Linked DNA regions of Homo sapiens: regions 2 and 3 are each linked to region 1. The links are chromatin loops, found by intact Hi-C in ENCODE. Cell type or tissue: heart left ventricle. All regions are shown on one strand.

Evidence for each region. Peaks named below come from ENCODE experiments on the same cell type or tissue, not always from the same donor. Only the 100,000 strongest peaks of a DNase experiment are listed, where the experiment ranks them.
Region 2: it touches region 1 in a loop (3-fold over the local background); 14 of 110 quality-filtered maps call a loop at or near these places.
Region 3: it touches region 1 in a loop (4-fold over the local background); 47 of 110 quality-filtered maps call a loop at or near these places.

Annotation. Positions count from the first base shown.
Region 1 is chr4:173,501,881-173,509,880 of GRCh38, reverse strand. It overlaps LOC101928409 (a long non-coding RNA gene), which reads right to left and starts at 1,764. Exons shown (of 2, transcript XR_939467.3): 1 at 1,269-1,764. It also overlaps a transcript of SCRG1 not described here. In heart left ventricle, CTCF peaks have their summits at 2,755 (motif pointing left) and 3,852 (motif pointing left); DNase peaks (open chromatin) are centred at 290, 1,930, 2,850, 3,860 and 3 weaker places; H3K4me3 peaks cover 3,044 bases; H3K27ac peaks cover 3,637 bases; H3K27me3 peaks cover 1,414 bases.
Region 2 is chr4:173,830,817-173,838,816 of GRCh38, reverse strand. No RefSeq gene overlaps it. Among named protein-coding and RNA genes, the nearest start is that of LINC02269, 62 kb to the left of the region's middle. In heart left ventricle, no CTCF peak of the experiment used is centred here; no DNase peak of the experiment used is centred here.
Region 3 is chr4:173,986,884-173,994,883 of GRCh38, reverse strand. It overlaps LOC105377543 (a long non-coding RNA gene), which reads left to right and starts at 3,918. Exons shown (of 4, transcript NR_188468.1): 1 at 3,918-4,177. In heart left ventricle, CTCF peaks have their summits at 3,845 and 4,558 (motif pointing right); a DNase peak (open chromatin) is centred at 3,883; H3K4me3 peaks cover 1,011 bases; H3K27ac peaks cover 1,487 bases.

The DNA of each region.
Region 1 (8,000 bases):
ATGTGGGTGAATCTCCCCGGCCGCCTCGGCTTCCTTGCCTTCCAGCCGGCGCTCAGTTTTCTTGCAAAAGAGTCGGTTTCCTCTCCTTTCAGAGGTTTCCACTTCCTCCTGAGGAATCTCTTTCAGCTCCTGGATATCTCCCCCGAGAAGGGCCCTGGGGTGGGGAGGGGCGCGGACACCGCCCGACACCCCGAGTCCGCGCTCCCGGCTGCAGCCGCGCGGCCCAGGAGCGGGTTCCGGCCGACGGAAGGGAGCGGCGCGGGGAGGAAGTGAGCTCACTCGGGAAGGAAGGAAATAAATGAGGTTTTTGCCCGGCAGCCGCCAGGCCGAAGCGCACAGCCCTGGGGAGAGGCTGCGAGCGCAGGTCCCGCTACCGCCCTCCAAGGAGGCCGGGGGCAGAGGCCGGCTTTGCAAAGCGCTGCGGCCCCCGCTACCGACACCGTCTCGACCCCGCGCATTCTATCCGTCGTGCTCCCGGGGAGGAAAAGCGCCAGGCTCTACTCGCGAGGTTCAGGCCTCCAGGACAGAGTGGGAGGCTCAGAGCGCGCGAGGGCTTTATTCAGGCAGATGCCGCCTTCAGTCCCCACGCGTCCCATCCTCCCCGCGAGTGAGATTTAGCTTCCGAAGCTCCCGCACGCGCGCGCGCAACCCTCTCTTCTTTCTCCAGTGCCCCTCGCAAAAGTAGGCCCTGGAGCTTTGATTTACGATTAGAGTGTTGAGTTATTTGCATGAGAAAACAAGAGGGAGGACGGCCACCAATTCTGGACTCCTCCTTAGTACTCGTGAAGTGGAATAATATGCAGTGGGGTGTGTTTCCAAACCTGGCACCATCTGCACCTTCTGCTACCAGCCGTACCACCACCCGGCTGCTCGGATGCAGTCTGGTTTACGGAAATATTCTAAGAAACAGGGAAGCTGGCTATCTCGCCTCGGCACCCGGCCCTGCAAGCAGAAACTGTCAGAGTGCAGGGACAAGCTTTCTAAACTGACAAAGCCGCCCAACAAATGTAGCGGCACTTATCCCAAGAGCAGGCATTCCCACCTCGGCCTCCCGGGCCCCGAGTGCTTCTCCCACAGGCTCGACCTAGGATGCGGAGTGGTCTCTTGGTGGCCGCAGAGTGCCTTCAAGTCTAGAATGAGGCGGCGATGTCCATAACTCGGCCGGGGCAGGTTGGGTAGGAGGTGGGGAAATGTAATTCTCCCCTGCACTTGGGGAGATTCGGGCGGCAGGCCTTCTCTAGTGCCTTTCAGGGGGCCCCTGCCCTCACCTGAGAAGTCTCTTGGGCACCCACCTACCGCGGTGGCTGGGGCGGGGGCTGTGGTCTGGCTTCATCTGTGTCCGGCCTGTGGTTTGGGCGTCCTGCGACGGACTGCAGAGGTCCGGAAGGTGGAAAAGTTCAAACCCCTCCATGTGTGTTGGCGGTGGTGGGGCGTGCTGGGAGGCGGTTACTGTCAAAGTGTGGGCATATTTGTCGGATTTGTAGGCTCTCGATCTGGAGTTAGTTGGAGAAATTTACATCAGTCTAGAACCTCGGCATTTCACCTCCACCTCCACCTCCTGCAGAAGCGCCCATGTACCTCTTGTCATCTCTTCCCAGTGGGTTGATAGGTTGTTTCATAAAATTAGCAGTCTTGTTTTCCACCTGACTTTCAGCACGATCGCTATCTATCTTTTGACTTCAAGTCTTGCTCTGTACATTTAGGCGGGAGGAGGGGGAGTTCCAAGAAGCCGTCTTGTGTCAACTTTAGCAGCCAGGAAGAGGGAGCCGACAGGGCTTTTCTCGGGCTTTTCCCAGGCACTGCCAGCTTGCCCCTCCCTCTCTTCTCAGGGCGGACTGCACCCTCCACCCATCTCACCCTCCATCCATCTCCCCCTCCCCGACATTCCCTCTGCAGTCCTCGGCCAGTAGCAGCGCCTCCGGGAGCCGCACTCGGGGCAGCAGGGATTCTGGCCTTCCAGGCCCACCAGCGGAGGGGCCTCGCTGCCTGCTTTGGAAACTCTCCGTTTTCCCACAGTATTTCACATTCATATTACTTTTCACACCCTGTTAGGCAGTAATGGCACTGAACCTGCTAAATACTTCCATGCACCCAGCCAGCCCTCCCGCAACTGCTCCGGAGGGTCTGTGATACAAAAGAGATTGCTCTCTCATCCTGCGGGGTTGTTGGCTTCTCTTCTCTCCTCAGATCGGCCTCCAGAGTTGATGGTGGTTCTGGTGGTGGCGGCCACAGGGTGGGGGCGCTCAGGTGTGGAGGAGGTCTTAACACCCCCTTTCAAGCAGGTAGGGGAGATGTGGGAAGAAAGAGCTTGGGGACAGATCTGGCTTTTGGTAGTAGTGTGAAGTTAGATCGGCTATTTTTAAAAGAACAGGGCCAGGCCGGGAGGCTCACGCCTGTAATCCTGGCACTTTGGGAGGCCGAGGCAGGTGGATCACCTGAGGTCAGGAGTTCAAGACCAGCCTGGCCAACATGGCGAAACCCTGTCTCTACTAAAAATACAAAAATTAGCCGGGCGTGGTGGCAGGCGCCTGTAATCCCAGCTACTCGGGAGGCTGAAGCAGGAGAATCGCTTGAACCCGGGAGGCGGAGGTTGCAGTGAGCCGACATCGAGACACTTCATTCCAGCCTGGGCGACAGAGCAAGACTCTGTCTTAAAACAAACAAACAAACAAACAAACAAACAGAAAAACAGGGCCATGCTCCGGACCTTGTGCAAGGAGTAGAGTCTGGCCTTCTTAATTAGCACCATCTCGCGGCCTTCCCTTCATGGCACCAGACCGGATGAGTGGCAATTTGGGCACTAGGCTGCAGAGGGCAATGCCCCCACCCCTCCTCTGGCCGCCGCAGCGCAGCATGTCTGAGAGCTCCGGGGCTGCTCGGTAAACCTGCGGGTGAGGGAGGGAGGATTTAAAGCCCTGCTCATAGCCGGGCTTGATGACGGCGAGCGGAGGAGAAAACAGCGAGCCCGGCCGGGGAGAAGCGACGGTTCCCAGCATCTGAACTCGAACCACTCGCTCCCAGACCGATGGAGGTCGGACTCTCAGAGAGCCCAGTTACCCTGGACTGGACTAGACACCGCCGTCCCGGAATGAGCTGCTGGAAAACCTCGCGAGTCCGCCACCGTAACAGGACTGAGGCCGGTGGCCCTGAGGCTTCAAATCCAGGAAGTGAAGGGAAGTTAGAGGTGGTCCTCCGTCGCTCCTCCACAACCCCGCCTCAGTTCTGCTATCAGGAAAAGAGAAGTAATAAAATCTGCCCGCCCCTACCCTCAGGACAGGAGGGAAGGAACTGATTTTAATGATCGCATATTAAGTGCGAAGGCATTTTACAGGCTGCCTATTGTTTAATCTTCACAAACTGTAAGAAGGGCATTTCCTGTCTCTGTGCCTACAAGAAAATTGAGGTGCAAAGAGAGCAGACCTGGCTGTAGATCTGTGCACCCAAACAAGTTCCAGGCATGAGAGGAGTTGATGGCACACTGAGGGGCCCTGCAGCCTGGGCCGTCTCCTGGTAACCTGGGAGACGGGGCTGCACTGCCCTCCACGAGCCTCTAGCATACACTCCTAGAGGGTGATTTAAGTGATGGGAAATCCCTTTCTAAGGAATTGAAACTTTGGGCACTATTTTAAGCTGTAGGGCCTACGTCCCTATTCCTCTAAAATACCCACAGGAAAGTCAAAGTTACCATGACTCTCTTACTCAACCAGAGGAGTCCAGAGTCCTACCATACATGTGTCCCTCAAGTGTCACCTTTCTTGCCTCACCACACCAGGGTTTGAGATTTAAACTGAAATTCGCTGGGCTTCAGTGTCTACTCACACCATCTAAATTGAGCCCAGAGCTCCCCCTTCAGCCCGGGCGGGGACAACACAGGCTTAGAAGCACGGGGAAACCTAGGAGAGGATTAACTTGGTTCCTAACTTCCAAGTGCCACCTCAGCCGTTTCTCCACTTGTCAGAGGTTTATTTCGTGAGCAGAAGGGACCACCCACCCTTAAACTGGGAAAGAACGAAGTGTGGAGCTCTGGAAACCCACGTGTTAACCTTTGAAAGCAAAGCTCCAGGAGCTCCACCTTCCAAACATCATTATTTGTGCTTCCACCTCCCAGCCGTTGCTTCACGCCTTCTTTCTCATCTAGAGAGGTTGTCTGATGACTGCTTGCTTACACTCTAGAGAGAATGCTTTAGATTATGGATTTGAAAAATTTGCAGAAGGTAGGAGGAGTGAGATAGAACAGGCAAACCTAGGAAGCAAGAAAGGAGTGTTCGGGCCTGTGGCAGGAGGCAATTGTGGTTTGGGAGTTGCTTGGGCAGACATTTCCCCCTATTTTTTCTCCTACAAAGACAGAATCCCAGCACAGAGCTTCTCCGCTGTCTAGCTACTCTCCCCTTTCCCTTTTTCTTCACTTTCCCAATGTACTGATGGCTGAGCAAGAAGAATCTTGTACTGATGTACAAGAATCAGTACAAGAATCTTGTACTGATGTCCCAATATACTGATGGCCGAGCAAGGGATGTGGAGAGGAACCCCACATCCCTGCCTTTTGGGCCATCAGCTCTACAGGGCACTGACTCCAGGTGGGCATTGAGGATAAATTGTTGTTAAAGAGTCCTGAAAGCCACACTCATCCCTGTTGAGCCTTCTCTTTCCCTTTGGACATGGAAATGATGTTCTAGGGGGTGTCAGGTGCATTTCCTGGGTTTTGGGCATCTAGGCCCTAATTGTCTCTGGTGAAGGGGGCAATTCTAAAGTTGGAGGTGGCTAAATGAGTGGTCATTTAATGGGCGTTTTTAACCCCTACAAGGTTATACTAATTCATTTTACAGTCATTACAGTGACAGAAGGTGAGACTATGGTGATTTCTCTTCTTCAGTTACAGTTATTGATCATCTAATTCAGTGGTGACAATCAAGGCTGACAGACAAGTGAAAACAAAATTCAGAAAGTGGCACTGCATTCATGCATTTCTCTCTCCTCTACCATCCTCTGCCATGGTTTCTGCTGCTAGCTGTGGCTAGGGCACCACATTCCACTTTAGGAACCCCTAGAGGAAGAGGATGATCCCCCTGGGTCATGGGGCTGGAATTAGGCTGCCAATGTGAATTGAACTCAGTTTTTCCTCCTCTGAGAAGGATGGTGTTGACCTTTCAGTGACATCTCCTCTCCTGGCAGGGACTCCAGTGGTCTGGCAACTACTCTAAAAATCAAGAAATTCAAGACAAAAATTAAAAGAAACATTAAGAAAAGAGAATAAAAATAATTGTGCACAAAATTTGAAGGGCATTTGATATTTTGCAGCAACCATAGCTAAAACTGCTTGCCTCCATTACACCAGATTTCTCCACGTGGTTTCTAGAGTCCAATACCTTTATTCAATATTTCTGAGCTTCTTTTGCCTGGGAGTCCCACATTTGCAGACAAAGAGGTCTAGTCTCCTGTCTGGTTCTACCCACTGGGGCTGGGATAGGGAAAGCTGGAGGCAGCGGTGGTGACGAGTTGGGGTAGGAAAGGCCCCAGGCTGTGCTGGCAGGTACCTTATAGGTCCTCCCCCATACGGCTACCGGAGGAGCACGCCGTTTGCGCTGCATGCAGGGAAGCCTCTGGGCTCCTTGCCATCCCTGGTGACTTGGGCCAGAGTGATCTTATTACAGTTATTAATGACCAGAGTGATTTCTTAAGCCAAGACCAAAAAGAAATGGATTCAAATGAAAAAAAACCAATGTAGTTCAGACTTTGTGTGAAGGCTGAGAGCGGGGGACTGCACCAGCGAACATGGTCACAGTCGCCTCTTAGGCATCCACTGAGTGCTGGAGGAAGTGGTGCTCGTGAGTGGGTTCGGTGCTCCAGAGTTTGCAGTTGTGCAGGACTGGAATGCAATTACTGGAAACAATTAGACTACACCGTGCTTATGGTGGGCAGAAAATAGAAGACACTTCTGGCACATTTAAGAAAACTTACTATCCCCACGCACCCCGCTTCTTCCCCTGCAGGAGGTTTATTGTAAGTCTCTACTTTGCTACAAATGACACCCTCCTAAAAGCTGTTGGGAGTTTGGGCAGATCCACCACTCATAGAATTAGGGACATCGCGAAGATGTAACTTAAGCTGCTTATCAGAGGCTGAGTGGCAAGTGCTTAAAGCAATTCAGAGTCAGGCACATCTGGGTTGGGTCTTGGCTTCTGGACTGACTTTGTGGTCTCCAGCATGTTGACTTCCTCCTTTATACCTTTGCAAAACAAGGATATTTGTCACATATCCTCATTGCTGTGTGTTTGTGTCTTCGGAAATTCTATTTTCTTCCTAAAAACTTGAAAAGCCATCTCCCCTCAACACTCACCATGCATGGCGAGGTGTAGCTTCCTAGGCCAGCTGTTTACCCTTGCAACACTCCCCTCCCCACCCCAAGACCCTGGACTCTGGGAACTTCACGTCCTTCTCTCTGGTCTTACAAGTGAGTTTTTGAATAGCTTTGATCTGCAATCTCTGACTTTGGTGGACAAGGTCTGAACCTTGAGTTCTGGCTTCTGCTCTTCAGCCAGTTCTATTATCATCCAGCTGGGAAGTCCACGTCCAACCCTCCCCACAAGTGATGGTCCCTGAAGCTGGCCGGATCCCAAGCAAAAACTCCAAGATGTAGCTGGAACACCACCTTCTCCTGCCCACCTGCTGCCAGTCCTCATGTATATGACTGGGGGCTTGGGAGTGGGAACGACACAGGGTCAAGCTGGCCTAAACCGAGAGGTGGACACCTGCTCTAGCTGTGCCAGAGCCCTGGGACGTACCCAGGGACCTGGTCGGTAGGGAACCACCTGAGCTTGAATTCCACTGCCCCTCCCTGAGCTGAGAAGGGTTTGAGGTCCACGGGTGCTAGGTGCTCTCAGAGCACACTCCTTCTTCGTGAGTCCCACTGTGCACCAGACCCCCCTTCTATTTTTCCACTAAGGGAAGTAAACATCTTGCATATATTTCTATAGTGATCAGACCCTAATTATGCCTGATCATGGTCCAGAAACTAGGCTGTTGCAGCCAGAGTGCACCTGGGCTGTGGAAGACGCTTGGAACTTTACACAGATTTCTTTAAAAACTGTTTTGTTTGGACCTTGTGGGGAGGATCAGGAACAGACAGGTTGGTGTCTGAAAATGGAGCAGCCTGGATTCCCCATTTTGAGAAAGGGAGGCCTTGGTGTCACCTGGCAGGTGAAAGCTGGGGATGCAACAGGCCAGTGAGCTTGTGACTGCCCCTGTTTGATCCAATCTTTGCAGCCTCAGGCCACCAGGACTCCTCCCAGGGCCCACATTAGGCCACCATTCAAGTGGGACCTGGTAAAATCTCTTAAACTTGCAGGCTTAGAAAGGAAAGGAGCCAGGCAACGGAGAGCGGAAACATCCTCTCCGTCACATGAACTTTATTGCAGATCAGGAAGTTATCTAACAGCTGCCAAAAATCTTCTGACTCCAGGGCTCCAAATGTTGACTGTTTCTCACACCTCAACACCGGGTATGGAGTCTGCTGCCTTCGGGGTTATTCAGATTTCCCATTCCCTTTCAGAGTCAAACTACCCCCACCTGCCTGGTTGCATTTGGAGATGATTTTCCTTTCTTCCATTCGCGGACCATGTGGCTCACATACTTACCTGGGCTGGCTGTTTCCCCACCCCTCCCCGCCCCACCATAAAGGGAATTCCAAATCTCTTCCTGAAGAGGGAAAGCCAGGTTGAGGAAGGGTCAGAAAAAGGAAGCTGAGTCCGAAGTCCAGGCGTGCAATACTATATTCTTCTCCGGATGCCTTTGGTTCATTCCACAAAAAAGTGCAGCACGAGAAGTAATTTTAATGGGCGCCCTCCCTTCCTTCCATTAACGCACCAGTCTCACTAGGTTCACGCGCAGGTACCTGGCTTTCCGTGGTCTTGTATCCCCCAAAGAACCTGGCAAAGATCTGAGCACAAAGTAGGTGCTGAGACAATAGATCCTGGTTGGTAGAAGGGATGCTCCGAAGGAGA
Region 2 (8,000 bases), 330 kb before region 1:
CTCCTTTCTCCCCTCTAACTCTTTCCAGTTTCCCTGTCACTTATATACATAGAGTAAGCATAGCCTATATTTGTATATCATGAGAATAAATGTCTCTTTTTATTATTATAAAATTTAATTTCATAGGAATTTTAATTTGGGGGTAACAAAAACATCTTTACTGTTCTAAATAACTGATTATTTATATATTTGCAAATAGTTCATTTCTCTTAAATACTACTTCGTTAGGACACATTTTCATTTCTTAATCTTCATTTTTTTCTGACATTAGATAGTAATATAATCCCTTCATCCAGGTCTGTACCTTAAAAGTTTTTCCAAATGGGACAATTTTTCATTTGTATTACTCACTTTTCTTACTCTGAAAGAAATTGAAAATTTTCATTATTAAAATTCAATTTCTAATCAAAATAACAACGTCTTCTTGTGATTTATTCCAAATAACATATTGTGTTTTCTGCATTGCATGCTCAAGAGCATGTTAGCTACTTACTTTTTCATATAATTTATAATAAAGTAATATTTTGATTACTTTTAATACTGTATAGTCATGCTGATAGGACTTTTTTGGTGTCTATATTTAATTATCTTTTTATTCTTATAATGCAATGTTCTAGATTTTGTTTTAGCTCTTTTAAAATGCCATTTTCACAACTAAGTTTAAATTATATAATTAGAAAACAGGTATGGAAAAAGTATAATCTTTGGGTGAAATTAAATATAGTACAAAGTCTAAATAGCAACATTTCTTCTCATATTTTAAATAAAAGTTTGTGTTAAATTATCATTTTTAAGAAAAAGATTGCATTTTTGTTATATCTTTTTGAAAAATTTTAACATTTATGTCTACATCCATTCAATGTTTGTCATTAAACAGTAAAAGGAAATATTTTAATCACACTGAGATTTTCAAACATTACAGTATTTAGTACCAACCATTCATTCAATAAATGTATTTATGTCCTAGCATATGCTATATAAGAGCAGACATTTAAATGTCCATATAATTGGTTTCTTTACATCGAAATATTTTGAACTTGATATTATGGATGATTGGAATGTTACTGGCTTATGGGAAACATGACGTAATCAGTATCTGATCTTTTGAGTGGAGGAGGCTGTGGTTGTTTGCCCCATTTTGGCTTAAACGACAAACTTTTATTTTCTCACAGTTGGGGAAGCTGAAAGTCCAAGATCAAGTTGTGAGCAGGGCTAGTAATTCCTGAGGCCCCATTCCTTGGTTTGCAAATGGCCACAGAGAGAGCTCTGTGGCCTCTTCTATGTGCAAAGTCCCCTGGTGTCTCTTTTTCTTCTTATGGATACCAGTCCTACCAAATTAGAGCCCCACACTTAAGACTTCATTTAACCTTAATTCCCTCTTTAAAGGTCCTGTCTCTAAATACTATCACATTGAGGGTTAGGGCTTCAACATATGAATTCGGAGACGGGGAGACACAATTCAGTCCACAGAGTAGGTTGACTGAAAAGAAAACAAGACTGATATTAATATTTAGAGGGGATGCACACTACCAGCTTCATGCTAATGGGCAAATCATGTAATTACTCTAAGCATCTCTTTTCCAATTTATAAAATGGTAACTATAATTGATTTATATCAAATTATTTGTAAAAACTTGTGGTTGTTATATTTGGCCCAACCTTTCTATTGTTTATTGCAACGTTTCTATTGAGGGGAAGTAATAGAAAATGAGGATCATTTCTCAGTAAATTAAAGTGAAATGTCATTAAAACTTCAGAATTTAAATCAGAGGGTTCAGATTTTGGCAGCCCATGGGCCAGAGATAGTTTGCAAATTGGTTGCTGGTCTGCACAGTGTTGAAAATTTTAAATTAGTTGCCAACCTTTAAAAGTTGATTGAATTCACATAAAAATCTGGATTTCCAACTTAGCTTCCTTCTAAGCATGGTAGTAATAGACTGTCCCTGGGTTTACATTCCAAGATTGCCACCAGGGATATAGTTTTTCCAGCAAGCCACAATACCTGTTGTGTCTGTGCACCAGCAACAGCAATTTATTATCACATTTGTGCTGTTGCTGATGGAAATATAATGTGACTTATACTGGGGCTCTAGGTTGTTGCCTCTTGATCAACCAATTATCTTAAACTATAGGTTGTTGAATAAAGAAGTAATAAAAAATAAGTCTTTGTAGTTTATTTACGGGAAGGGATGAAATGAATAAAAGAAGTCATATGTGAAGTTATAAAAAGAGACAGAATGAAAATAAAAAATCCGCTCAATAATAATACATGTAAATAGGGGATCGCTGTTCATACTTACGGATATTTTAATCCTCATAAAAATAAACTGCACAAGCTACAGGAGCACACTCACTACAAACACCCTTTCACTCCACATTGATGTATTTAAAGCCTCTATGTTAGAACTAACATTCTTCTACCAGTTTCTTTAGCTGATTTTTTTGTTTTTGTTTTGTTTTGTTTTGTTTGATTGAACTATTAGCTCTGCTCTGTGAACAGTAGTACCACTGAAATCCCCCTTCATTCACTTGGAAATGAAGATGAATGCTTGGGAGAATAAGGCTGACTCTGATGGACTTCACAGAAATAATCAGCATGAGGCACGCAACCTGAACATTAGAGGCTGAATGGCTGGTTTGGAAGGAATTGAGAGGACCAGAGCTCCCTGGCTGCCCTGCACTGAGTCATAGCTTTTAAACAAGGCCTCGAGTCAGAGCTATCAGGCTAGGGCTGCCGTTTCCCTGGCTCATGATAAGCCTGTCTCTTTTTATCCAGAGGTTGGGCCTGTGATTTAACATAGAAATGACAGCGATAGTTATCCCCCAAAACATCCTTAACAACTCATTTCTAATACAAATCACTTATTCTTTGCAAAAGATGAGTGAGTCATGCAAACAGCAGACTGCCCATCAGTGGCACATTGTTAATTTGCTCTTTAATTAGTTTAGTGGCATATAATTATTTGAGGTCAAATAATAATTAAATTTTTGTACACTCCTTTTTTTCCCTGGTAAATTACCACTGGACCACCCTCCATGATAAAGGATCTCTAAATAACACACAGGATGCTTGCTGTGTAACACAAGGAAGTGTGTGATTTTTTCCCCACAAAAGTCCCCTTTAAAGAAAACTCTTCATGAAAAGAATCATGTTATCGTCCTTGTTTAGAACTCTTCTCTTAAGAATAAATATCATGAGATATAAACTTAATAAGCCTTATTCATCTAATTGAGTTGTCTTTTTAAAAAATATAAAATACATCAAGATCATAACTCACAAATTTATTTTCTCATTTTGAATTAGGAGTTATAGAGAAACTACATCCATAACAATATTAAATATTTTGAATTATATTAAAAGAAAATGTGATTCTGAAAATGTAATTTAGGAAAAGCAAGATTAATGTCATATCAGAAGTATTGAGTGACTGAGAAAGGCATCTTTGGATTAAAAAAAAGACTTTGTTAAATGTTTTCAGTTTTTCACCCATAAAATTATATGCTTGAAATTAAAAACAATGTTCCTATCATGTTGCACTCATTTCGTATCCTTGAGCTAATTGATTAAATTCTGGATTATTCCAGAATTGACCCAAGAAAGAAAATACCTCACCTAAAAATATATTTTTAGTATATTAATATCTGTAGAAAAATTTCAACAGGCACTTTGGTAAAGTTTACCCTTACTTTACCAAAGAAAAGGTCTACCAAGGTAAACCTTGGTAGATCTTGTCACTTGGTTAGAGAAACAAAAGTCTCAGGAAGAAACCTTACAAAAAAAGGGTATACCGCAGCCACGTGTAGTCATTAATTATTACATGTTCCTTTAGTAACAAAGTACTTTGTGATTTTTTTAAATTAATGTAGACTCCTTTTCACAGATTTGGCATGAATTAATGAGAATTCTCAATAAGTACACACACACACATATGCACACACACATATACACATGCACACACACTTATATTTCCAGAAATAATTGTCTACATGTGGAATTTGCCCATTTACAGATAAGTCTGCCAAATGGAAAATAACCCTGCTGGCCCTGCTTGAGTTGAGGCCAATCTGAACTATCATGAATATTAACTTTGACAAAATGAACTCACCCCTGAGCAAGGAAAAGTTAATTTTGCTGTTTTTCCTGCTTTCGTGTAATCAGAGCAAAATTCTCAAAGCTTAACAGATTTCTTCCTTAGCCTGTTCATCATAAATCAGAAATAACTGTAACAACTTTTTTAAAAAAACTGGAATTAACATTTTGAATAATTTTCAATGACTCTAAATCAACTTTTACTTTAAGACAAAGCTGTTCTAGAAATTTTCCCAAGGGAAAATTATGATCCTGTATATAGGCCCTAACAAGCAGAAATATCTATTACTCATACATGCACTATTCTTTTTAGCTAAGTGGAGATTGTAAAATTTTGTCAACTCATTCTTGCAATCAACCCACTATTTTGATCATCGTTCAGTATGCCCCCTTCAGGTTATATACAGTGTTGTCAACTGTTTTCCATCCTATGGCTTACATGGAAAATGACAATATATGTATGACACACTGGGGTAAAGACCAGGCTACCTCAGGCTACCAGGGACAACCTGGGAGCTAGCAGAGATCTCTCCCTTTCCCCACCTGTAATCTATTTGTTCATCAGTTATGAAGCTATGATATTGATCCTCATAAAGCGGCACATGTGTGATGTCCATAGATAGAGATGACAGTTTTTCAATAACCAAGGGGACCCAGTACTTCTGGTCTATCTGTAGATCAAGACTTCGATTCTACTCCCCACATTGCTACTCACTTGCTGGTCGACTGAACTGTCCACAGTTATCCAACAAACACTTATTGTATGCTTTCTATGTGCTGGGCATCGTGTTATATTCATGAGACCTAAGGAAAAAGCATATATCCTTATCAAGTCAAACTCATGTTATTTAGGATAGGAGGATCTCATGATCAGTTAAGAAAAAGTGAATAGAACTGCATTAATAATACAATGTCGTAACTGCTATGACGAGTCCATGTATAAAATGCCTTAATTATGTTTAAAAAGACCAGGGAAAGCTTAACCAAAGTGACACCAAGATGAGTTTCCAAGGATCAAAAGGAATTCACTTAATAGATAAGAGGGTGCCTGGGGAGTAAAACCAAGAATAGTTTAAAGGGTGATGACGAGAGAAAGTTGTCATTAAAGCAGATAGTGGCTATATTATTAGTATTTTGACTTTATTTCTATAAGACTTCTATAGTATTAACATACGAAGAAAAAGTTAGAGAAAAGAAAATGAGAAGGGAAGAGGAAAAAAAAACTTCTTATACCAAGGTATAAGGTACTCCTGCCAAAACTGCATCACCTAAATTGTTAAACTCTTTGATGGCTTTCCCATCGTCTTTAAAAAGTAAATGCAGATGATTTACCCAGCACCTCATGATCTGGCTCCTGCCTACACCACTAACTTTATCTCATGCCTCATTCCCCTTGTTGGTTTGACTCCAATTGCACTGACCTTCTGCTGTCCCCAAATTGGAGGCAAGTTTGTTCCTCCTGTAGGATATTTGCATTCACAGACCCCTCTGTCTGGAACTTCTTTCTCTAAACCTCAGCTGACTGTCTCTTCCTTTTCCTTTTGGTTCAGCCTAAAAGTAACCTCCTTAAAGCGTATTAATTGGCCATCCCAATCTAATGGGACCACTGTTTCCAGACCACCCAGCAATTCCTGCAAAACACCTGCTAGCTGACATTTTCATATTCTTGTATTTGTTTGTTGGAAATCTTCCTCTCTTAAATTAGCAAAATATGTTTATAAGTCATCTTTAAAACTAAAACACATTACTTTGCTTTGGAACAGTGTTAAATTAACTCAATTTAATGACCATGATAAGTCATATTAACAGTAAGTCCCATTCCATTTGTAGCCTTTGAAGAGTTTCACAAATAAAAAGGGAAAATAAGGTATTAATAAAAACTATAAAATATTTCAATGTATAGTGTCCAAAGAAAGTAGAGGTATAATATGTTGTTCTTAGCCATGAAAAGTTTAAATGAAAATGTTTTAACACTGTTTTAAAAAACACTGATTTGAAAGAAACTGACATCAGTAAAAAACTGGTGCCTTTTGCTAGATTTTCAGGTTAACAGAGTAACTGGTTAGAAAGAGAAGTGCATTATCCCCAATCTAAACCTGCTCATCAGTAGGAAGGGTGAGAGAAGGGGCTATGTTGAAGAAGGAGTTCTATGTAACATGTATAGAATTTTTATTTTTATTCAAGTTGTACATATTTATAGTATAGAAGGTCAAAAGTTTCCTTAAGTCTACATGAAAACTAGCCTTGCCCTACCACTTCCCTACCACAATCCCATTTCTGCTCCCCAGAGACAAAAAACTTCAACCTGCCCATCCTTTTATTTTGATCTTCATTTCATATTCCTAACTAGCATGCTTATAATTCATTTCTTGATTTTTGAATCTTAGATACCTACTAACTTCCTATTGTGGAAATAAAGAAAGTTTCATCTGATTGATAGCCCTCCCAGCTTCCCCACTTATATGTGCACACCTGCCTTCAGTGTCTCATCTTTCTGCCTTAGCTATGTCTTCATTCTCAGTTACATCTGTATCCACTCTTCATGTTACTTTTTATGTATGAATGTTATTCATGAGCTGAGCCATGTAGTTTAACATGATTGTTTTTCTTGTACAACTTTCATTATTTCCTTCAGTTAATAATCACCTTAATTTTGCTCCTCTTAGTTTCCCATAATCATAAATGATACAGTTTGGGTGTCCCCTCCAAATCTCATGTCAAGATGTAATTCCCAGTGTTGGAGGTGGGGCCTAGAGGGAGGTAACTGAATCATGGGGGCAGATTTCTCATGAATGGTTAAGCACCATGCCCTTAGGTGCTGTCTTCACAATAGTGAATGAGTTCTCTTTAAACATGTGTGGCATCTTCCCCCTTGCTCTTTCTTGCCCTGCTCTTGCTCTGTGACCTGCGTGCTCCTGCTTCACCTTCTGCCATGAGTAAAAGCTCCTTGAGGCCTCCCCAGAAGCTGAGCAGATGCAGGCGTTATGCTTGTGCAGCTTGCAGAACCATGAACCAATTAACCCTCTTTGTTTATAAATTACTCAGCCTTCGGTACTTCTTTATAGCAACACAAGAAGAGCCTAAAACACTACATATTGCTTCAAGAGGTTAAAACACATTGGGTATTTATGTATTTTGTCCTCTTGAAGACAGCCTACCTGAAGCTATCTAGCCTGCTTGAATCTAGACTACTTGCCTTCTAGATCATCCGCACAGCTATTGTTGTAGAGCCACATTTCCTCATTCATTCTGTGGCTTTTCTTCTATATTTCTATGTTGATTTCCCTATTTTCTGGATACCAAGGCATCCTGTTTCTGGGTTTTGTTAGATTTTTCAGAGGCTCTCTAAGCAAGGTTATATAATAGGTTCATTTTGAAGCTTTCATGTCTGAAACTCTTTTCTGTTCTCTCATACTTGACTCCTAGTTTGGGAGAATATTTCTAATACGCACAGATTCTAGGTTGAAATAACATTTGAGAATTTTGAAGCCTTTGCCTCACTGTTCCCCTTCTTCCAGGGTGGCTGTTGAGAAGTCATCTGTCATTTTGATACATGATTCCTGTTTCTCTCTCTCTCCCCGCCCCTCTCCTGACCTCCTCTAATCAGCATTTAGAAGTTTCTCCTTCCTCAGATGGTCTGAAATTTTACACGCTGTAGCACAGATCTTTCTTCATACAGTGTTCTAGGCAATTGTTGGGCTCCTTTAATTCAATGCTAGTACCCTTCAGTGCTGGAACATTTTTAAATTATTTCTTTAATAATTTTCTCCCTTCCTTATTCTGTTCTGTCTTTCTAGAATTTCTTTTGTCCAAATTTTTCACCTTCTGGATTCTTTCCTACCTTTCTATCTTTTCTATATTTTATTTCCTTATCTTTCTATACAAATTTCTAGAATATTGCTTCAACTGT
Region 3 (8,000 bases), 490 kb before region 1:
TATTTGCTTTGATACTAGGAATTTTCTTCTCACCCTTGCTGACTTAATTTTACTTTTTGATTTCCAAAAACATTAGCATGCTCCAAAAAATTCAAAATTATTTTAAAAATGTATACCCAAAGAATTATCACACCTTTCCTTTCTGTAGCCCCTTAATCTCATTTCTTCCCTGACCCTATAGATAATAAAAGCTTTTGTTTGTTGGTTTACACTTCGTGTGTGTGTGTGTGTGTGTTGTTTTTAAAGATAAATGATATATGTATCTTACTTTCTCTTGTTTCTTCTACAAAAGGTAGCATACTACATACGCTTGTTTGCACTTTTCACTTTGCACTTCACAATGTCTTCTAGTAATCACTACATATAAGTTCATGAAGATCTTTTTTGCTTTTCACAACTGCATAGTACTCCTTTGAGTGTTTGTAATATGGTTAATTAAACCAACTCCTAGGCTTGGAGGACATCTATGTAATTTCCAGTGTTTCACAATTACAATTGCTACAATAGATAACCATATATATATGCATATACATATGCATACACATATTTCATATAATTAGAGGTTTGTCTTTATGGTAAATTCCTAGAATGTTAAATGAATGAGTAATTTTGCAAATTCCACTTTATAAAGATTGAGCCATTTTGAGTTCCCACTGGCAATGTATGAGAACTTCAGTTTCCCAATGTCATCATCAAAAAAGTATACAGTCAGGTTTTGACTTTTTGCCAAACTAACAGGTGAGAAATAGTGTTTCACTGAAGTTTAATATGAATTTTTCTAACATGAGTAAAGTTGAACATCTTTTCATATATTTAAGGGCTATTTTTATATCTCTTTCTGTGACTTCTATGTTCATGACAATTTGATCTTTTTTTCCCCTATAGGATTTTTGTTGTTCTTTTCTTCAAATTTTGTAAGTTCTTTGAATATTACAGAAATTGGCCTTCTCTGTCATATATACTGTAGGTATTTTTTCCTAGTTTGTTATTTGTCTTTTGAATTTGTTTATAATATTTAGCTTTCTTATTTTTTGCCATGAAATTTATAAATTTATATAGTACAACTTATCGTAGTTTCCTTTGGTGAATCTGGATTTTCAATTATACTTAGAAAGTTTTTCTTCACCCAGAGAAGAATTTACTGATGCTCTCTTGTAGTGCCTGTATAATTCATGTTTACTTCCACATCTCTGATTTATTTGATGCAAAAGCTGAATCTAATTTTATTTTTTCCCAAGTGGCCATCTAGTTGTCCCAATAAATTTATTAAAAATGAGACAAAAAATTTTTTACCTCAGTCACTTGAAAAGCACCGTTACCATACACTAGATCTCCATATATAGCGGGACTATCTCTGGATTATTATTCTGTTGTGTTGGTCTTTTAGCCGTTCACACACAAGCATCACACTGTTTTGATTAAAATGCTTTGTAGTATGTTCTCTTATTTTGTAGGCCTAGCCCCTGCTAATTAATTGCCTTTCTTCTCAGTGTTTTTCTAGCTAGTCATCTGTGTTTATTGTTTCACATGAATTTAAGTACCAAATTGCCTAGCTCTGTTAAAAAGAAAGTCACTGGTATTTTTATTGGGATTACAGTAAATGTATAAATTAATTAATGGAGAACTGGCATCATCCTATTGAGACATCCAATGCTAGAATAGGGAATGTCTTTCCTGTTGTCATGAATACTTTTACTTCCAATAGTATAGTTTTCTTCTGTGAATATTTATTGTTAAATATATTCCTATGATTGCTTTTTGCCGTTGCTGCTGTAATTGGTTTTTGTTACTCCATTAAAAAGATATTTTAAGAGTTGGGAAGTTGTCTTTTATTTACACTTTTCCATCATTTGCTACAGCTTGCATAGGTGTAATTAGAAAGTTTAGTTCAAAATAATGTAAATGCTTGTTTTCTCCCGGCTTTCATGCCCGTTAAATCATCTCATTTATCTGCATTTCTTTATTTTTCAATTTGCATTTGCAATGCTTTGGGATAAACAATTTTTTAAGGAGTATATTAAACAATTGAAATTTTAAATAATTATTTCAATAATGTAATAAATCACTTTTCCAGTAAAGTCTTGTATTGTTTCTGAATTTTAGTGAACTCTCCCTGGAACTCTACGCTGTCTTGCGAATCACAGCCAAAATTAAATACTCATCAAGAAATAGACTGTTGTGGACAAAGGCAAGAAATGTTTTTTATTTTCATTATGAGAGGGACCAAGTTACAGTTTATCAGTTATGTACAAAGTGTTCTGCAGAAAACCTAGTTTCCTGGCATCATATTTATTATTTATTCTAGTGATTTATGTAGCTCAGTGACCTGGACAGATTGCTTCATTTGCCTATTTTTTAATCTAGCTCTTCCCACAACCCTATTTGGCTATGTTTTAACCATGACATGATGTTCGTACATGCCCACAAAGTGAGCCTACTTCCTTTGATCAACAGAACAACATCAAATGAACCTATTTTGGCTGACACGCAGGAAATATATTTTTCTCAGATGAAGTATGAATTATAGTGCTATATAATATGCTATTCAAAGTAGGAATTCCAATCTTTATTATTAAACAAGTCTTTCATTATTGTTTAAAAGATATGTAAAACAGCTCTTCATTGCTGTATTCACTTCCTGTTAAGTATGAAATACGCATATTTTTCCAGAAGGAGATTTTAAACATTATTTTTATTATTCTTAATTAATAACCATTGTGGACCTCAAAGTGTGAGACGTCTTGGCTGTAGCAACCCAGCAACTTTTCGCACATAAGCAACCTCATGTTCTGCACAGACAAAACTAAGAGAATAATCAGCTTTTGCCAAAACACAGTGCCCTGTCACAGGAAAGAATCATCTCTGATCACTGTCTGATCTTATTTCAGAGCACCAGGCATTGCAGATTACCGGAGAGATAGTTTATTTTTTCCCATAAGTCCCATTGCTAGAATTTTAAAACCCAAATTAAATTATTAGAACATCACAGCAAAATCCTGTTGTTGTATATTTTGAAAGGAAAAACAACAGAAATAGAAAAAGCAACCAGGAAGAGTGCTGTTAATTTCCTGAATATATATTAAATATTAATTTACTTAGATTCCCACTTTGAAAAACAAAGTAATGTTAGCCTACAGTTATAGCACTAAAATTATCTGTAAACATTTAAGAAAGTTTTTACTTTTGCCCCTTCAGCTTTGAGAAAACACATTATCAGCTATCTAAATGCAGACGATGTTGTATCACCAACATAAAAAGCAACACTCTGCCATTGGCATTTAGAGTTCTGACCTAGGTTATGGGCTTATAACACCATCTCCTTCCAGGAAGATTGGCTACATGCCACCAAGTATTTAGATACATATTACAAAAACAGGCTATCTGTACATCTCTCCCTGGAACTCTGCTCACTTGTGAACAACAGCCATATCTGGAGATATGGCATAATGTCAACAAAATATGCAAATACATGAATAAATGATTCCTTCTTTATCTGGCTATTTGGTGTTATTTATCACAGGCCATTGTAGCATGAGAAACTCCAAGAAATTCTGTTTGGAATTTCAAAGTTTTCCTAGGTTCAGCTAAGGATGGTGTGGGATTCCCGCTTTGGTTCCATTTTAATGACATTTTTGTGTCTCAAAAGTACTGAAACAGGAAGGTTTTCTGGGAAGGAAAGTATTTGACCAGGAGAATTTGTCTTTTGCTGTCACAATCTTCAGCTACCATTCAGCTAAATGTTGTTTGGAATAATACGGCCTTAATGCCCCTATCTCCTGCTGAATTGCTCAGACGGGTAGGAGATTAGAGTGAAAAGAGGTGCCGGTATTATCTGTGCGAATGCGCCAGGGGTCACGCTACACTAACAGGGCCGCCCCAGTCAGGGTGACAGAACCCAGCTGCTGGCTCCAGGCTCCATCGTCAGAAGGTTCCACTTACTGCAGAACTCTGTCTCCAGAGAGCGTGGATTCTAACTAGTTTTTTTCCACCTCTAAAAAAGTGGCTAGCTCATCATTATTGTCCTCATTTTTTAGGAAGGAACCACATGTGAAACCACTTACCTGTTTAACCCTATGAACTTGAAGAGAACATGTAATGCCACTTAAAATACCTAAGCTCGGGTTCTGCCTTCAGCGACTCCTGGTAGTAGTGCCCTTATGAGCCATTTATCAAGAAGGTAAGGTATTTGATTTTTTAAAAAATGTACACACATTCTCCACCATCAGATTTGATGTGACTGCATTCTACAAATTGTTTAGTTCTTTTTTATTTATCCTGGAAAAAAAGTCACATTCTCTGCACACGGATCATTGTGCACTTGCATTTTAACCTCCAAGAATCTTCTTGGTACTTTTTTTAATGTTTAAGGAAAATAGTTCCCATTTTTCCTCTGAACACTGCTTATTCATGGTAATCCTTTTTCTTTGTAAGATGGGAAGAAAATTCCCAGTCTTGTCTGGCTTAGGGCTAATTGTGGAAGCAGCTCTCGTTTGTTTTCTTGTTTGTTTCTGGGGGTGACATTCTTTGGGTCAAGGAACTCAGAATCTGGGATGCTGACTTTGCCAGTAGAGGGAGATAGAGCTATCTAACAGCTTTACAGGGCACAACCTAAGGCCAGACTAATTGTTTTGCATGAAGTTGTTTCTTAATGCTCTATCGATAATAAAAATTTTTTACATTGTTTTTCCTATAAAAGTGAAGAAGTAAATGAAACCATCCAGACCCTTCGAGGAGAACAAGTCAGGAGAAGCTTACTGGTTTACAAAGTAGTCTTGAAAAGTGAGTCCTTTTTGAAGGACAATTTTTAAAATTATGTTTATTAGACAACCATAATTTAAAAACATTATTAAAACAAAATTACATTTACACAGGGCCAAAAAGGGTGGGGAAAAATTCATCCTGGAGCTAAAAGCCCAAGGGAGCCCTCGGATTTGATTACTTATTACATGATAGGTATTTAAATGGTCTTGCTGTGTTACCGCATGGCATAGATTCTTCTCATCAGTGAATGCACTTGCACTGGGGAAGAAAACGCCTATGAAAGCATTTTTGGTGACCTATTTTTTCATTTATCAGCATTTGCAATTATAGTTAAGTGCTTCCAAAACAGGGTTTCCATCTAAGAAAGGTCCTGCTTTTATGTGATGCTTTTAACTTTTCAAAGTATTTTTATATGTACTATCTCATTTTAAAGTAGATCTGACACAACCCCAATCTATTAAGGAAGTGACCCTTTAAACCTAAAACACTCTGGCATTTTCTGAGCTAGACTTATCTTAGCTACCATTATAAAACTTAATGAAAGTAATGGTGATACTAAAACTTCCATATTCAGAACAAAATTTATCTAGGTAGAAGATTTGCAAGGAGCCATTCAGTTATTCTTTTAACATCCAGGGAGCTTTTACATTTTTATTTCAATCAGTTGAAGTTATCTGTTGTTTGCGTTAAAAGTAATACTGTCAAGAATTTTATTATGGCCACCACTGTGGCCGATAAACTGAAAATTTTGTAGAAAAAGGTTTTGTGAGTGTGTCCAGACTCATCCATAAAATAACAGGAAGTTTGAGTTGTCCATTTTTAAAGGTATTTTTTAGAATATGATACATTTTATCCTCTTGAAGAATTGCACCATGCCCTTTTTGAAGCATGTGCTCCCTCCATGGTATCTTAAGAAACACTGGATATTCCAACACTGTTTTTGATTGTCTAAATTTCTGTAGCTAGGAAACTGGGATGTCTAATCTGGTTCTTGTCCATCTTCTGGAATAACAAGGCCATTTTGTTACAGGCCAGCAGAGATATTGACTCTGTCAAAGTTGTTGATTCAATTCTGAATAACCATCCGAATGTGTATGGCTGAGTGGTTGTGCATTGAGTAGCGCTGAAAAATGAGGATGCTGGGTACAAGCAGTAAAAATCAATTGCTTCAGCTGGGCTAAAATTTCCTGGGGAAATGTTTTTCCCCAAGCTTGAGCCAAGTCTGAGATAAAAAAGCACTATTCTCATGTCCCGAAACTAAATTAGCAGAGAATCTGGGCTGGTTCCTTGATATTTCCAAACTCTGTCATTTTCTCTATGATTTGCTTAATTTTTCTAAGTTCGCTGCGCTTATAAATTCTATACAAAAAATTATTAATGGGGCTATGTGTAGTTAACATGCACAGAAATACATGTTCTTTTTTTTTCTAATTTAGGCAGGACACTGGAGCAGTTAATTTTGATTTAGTAATGTTTCCCATGCACTTTTATCATAGTGTAAGAGAGGGAATTATTTTGAAAGAAATTGCTTTTTACTTTTAAAATTTATGACATTCTTTGTTGGTTGAACTTGAGGAAATAATAGATTAATGGAGAAAAGTTACCATGTAAGTAACCACCCATTTCAGGAAAAAAATACTGATTTTATGTTTAAACAATTTTTTTTAATTGTACCTTAGTGCCAACATTGAAGTATTTTTAAATTTCATTTTATTATAATTGTAATTAATAAAGCCTGCAACAATCATATGTTTCTGTAGGTACTTATAGGGCTTTTATGAAGATTTAATGCAATAACTTATATGAAAATACTTAACTACATACAGAAAGTTTCTAGTTACTATTACTGTAGTTATTTTACTAAATATATTCAAGGCATCTTTGAGGTTCAACACAACCTTAGGGTTAGAATCTGAAACATAAAACAGAAAAAGACTGTTTTATCCAAAGGACCCAGATGAACTTCTTGAAATTAGTAAATCCCATGATATTCCTATTTTAATAAATGTTGTAAACTTAAGAATAAATATATGCGACCACTTTCAGATATGGCATTGTCTTTTTCACATCTTTCAGCTTCCAAATACCTCTGAAGTGCATATTTATGCTTTACTTAGCTGAGAAAACTGAGGCCGAAAGAGAGGAAGCTAATCGTTAAATTTCATAAATAGGTTAGTCTCAAAATGGCAATTAAATTTAAATCTTCCAATTTCAAGTCTGAGATTTCTTCCATAGCTCATTCATAGTTCCTGGTCTTATAGCTTCACATTAATTATTATTATCAGATTGTTTCCTTAATTTCCAGATATCTATACCAAGGTTGTGCTTTAAATGGAAAATCAGATGGCTGAGGTTTACTGACACATTTATTCTCTCTATAATTTCCTTAAATGTATTTATTGAGCAACTACTATGGGGTCAGATGCTATATAAGATGCTAAGAACAAAACAGGCAAAAACATCTGCTATCTTGGAGTGAACCTTCTGGGGTTGGGGAGTAAACTGGCGGTGGCAGGGGAGAAGAAACAAGACAAATAAGTAAAATATACAGTATGACAGAAGGAGCCAAGGAGAAAAATAAAACAGGCAAAGGAGCTAGAGTCTCAAGTGATGGAAGAGCTGCAGTTTTAAATAGGGTGTCCAGGCAAGGCCTTGCCAGGAAGGAGCCATTTGAATCAGGACCTGAAGCTGAGGAGTGAGCCTGGGGGAGAGCTGGAAGAAGAGGATGTTAGATTGCATGGCTGTGAGTTCCGGGAGGAAGAAGCATAACAGGACATGTTGGAACCAACAAGCAGCCCCTGGTATGAGTAGAAGTTCAGGTCAAGAAGTAGCAGAGGCTAGACCATGAGCTCTTACTCATAATGAGATGAGAAGTTATTGCAGGACTAAGGGCAGAAAAAATGTCTTGGTCAGATGTGTTTTAACATCATCACAGGCAGTTGTGAATACATTTAGGGAAGCAAGAACAGAAGCAGAAACGCCAGTTAGGAGGATATTGCAATGGTGAACAATTGGGGCTTCTAGTAGTGTGATGATGGGGGTGATGAGGTGATAAGTAATTAGAGACTAGATATATTTTGGAAATACAAACCTGTGACAGAGATCATAGGCTGTCTTCCATAATCTGTTCACCCCTTCCTCTTGGTCATATGGGTGCCCAGCTAGAGACTACATTTCCAAGCGTCCTTTGTAGCAAAGATTGTCCATATGACTAGGTTCTCACCAGTGAGATGTAAGTA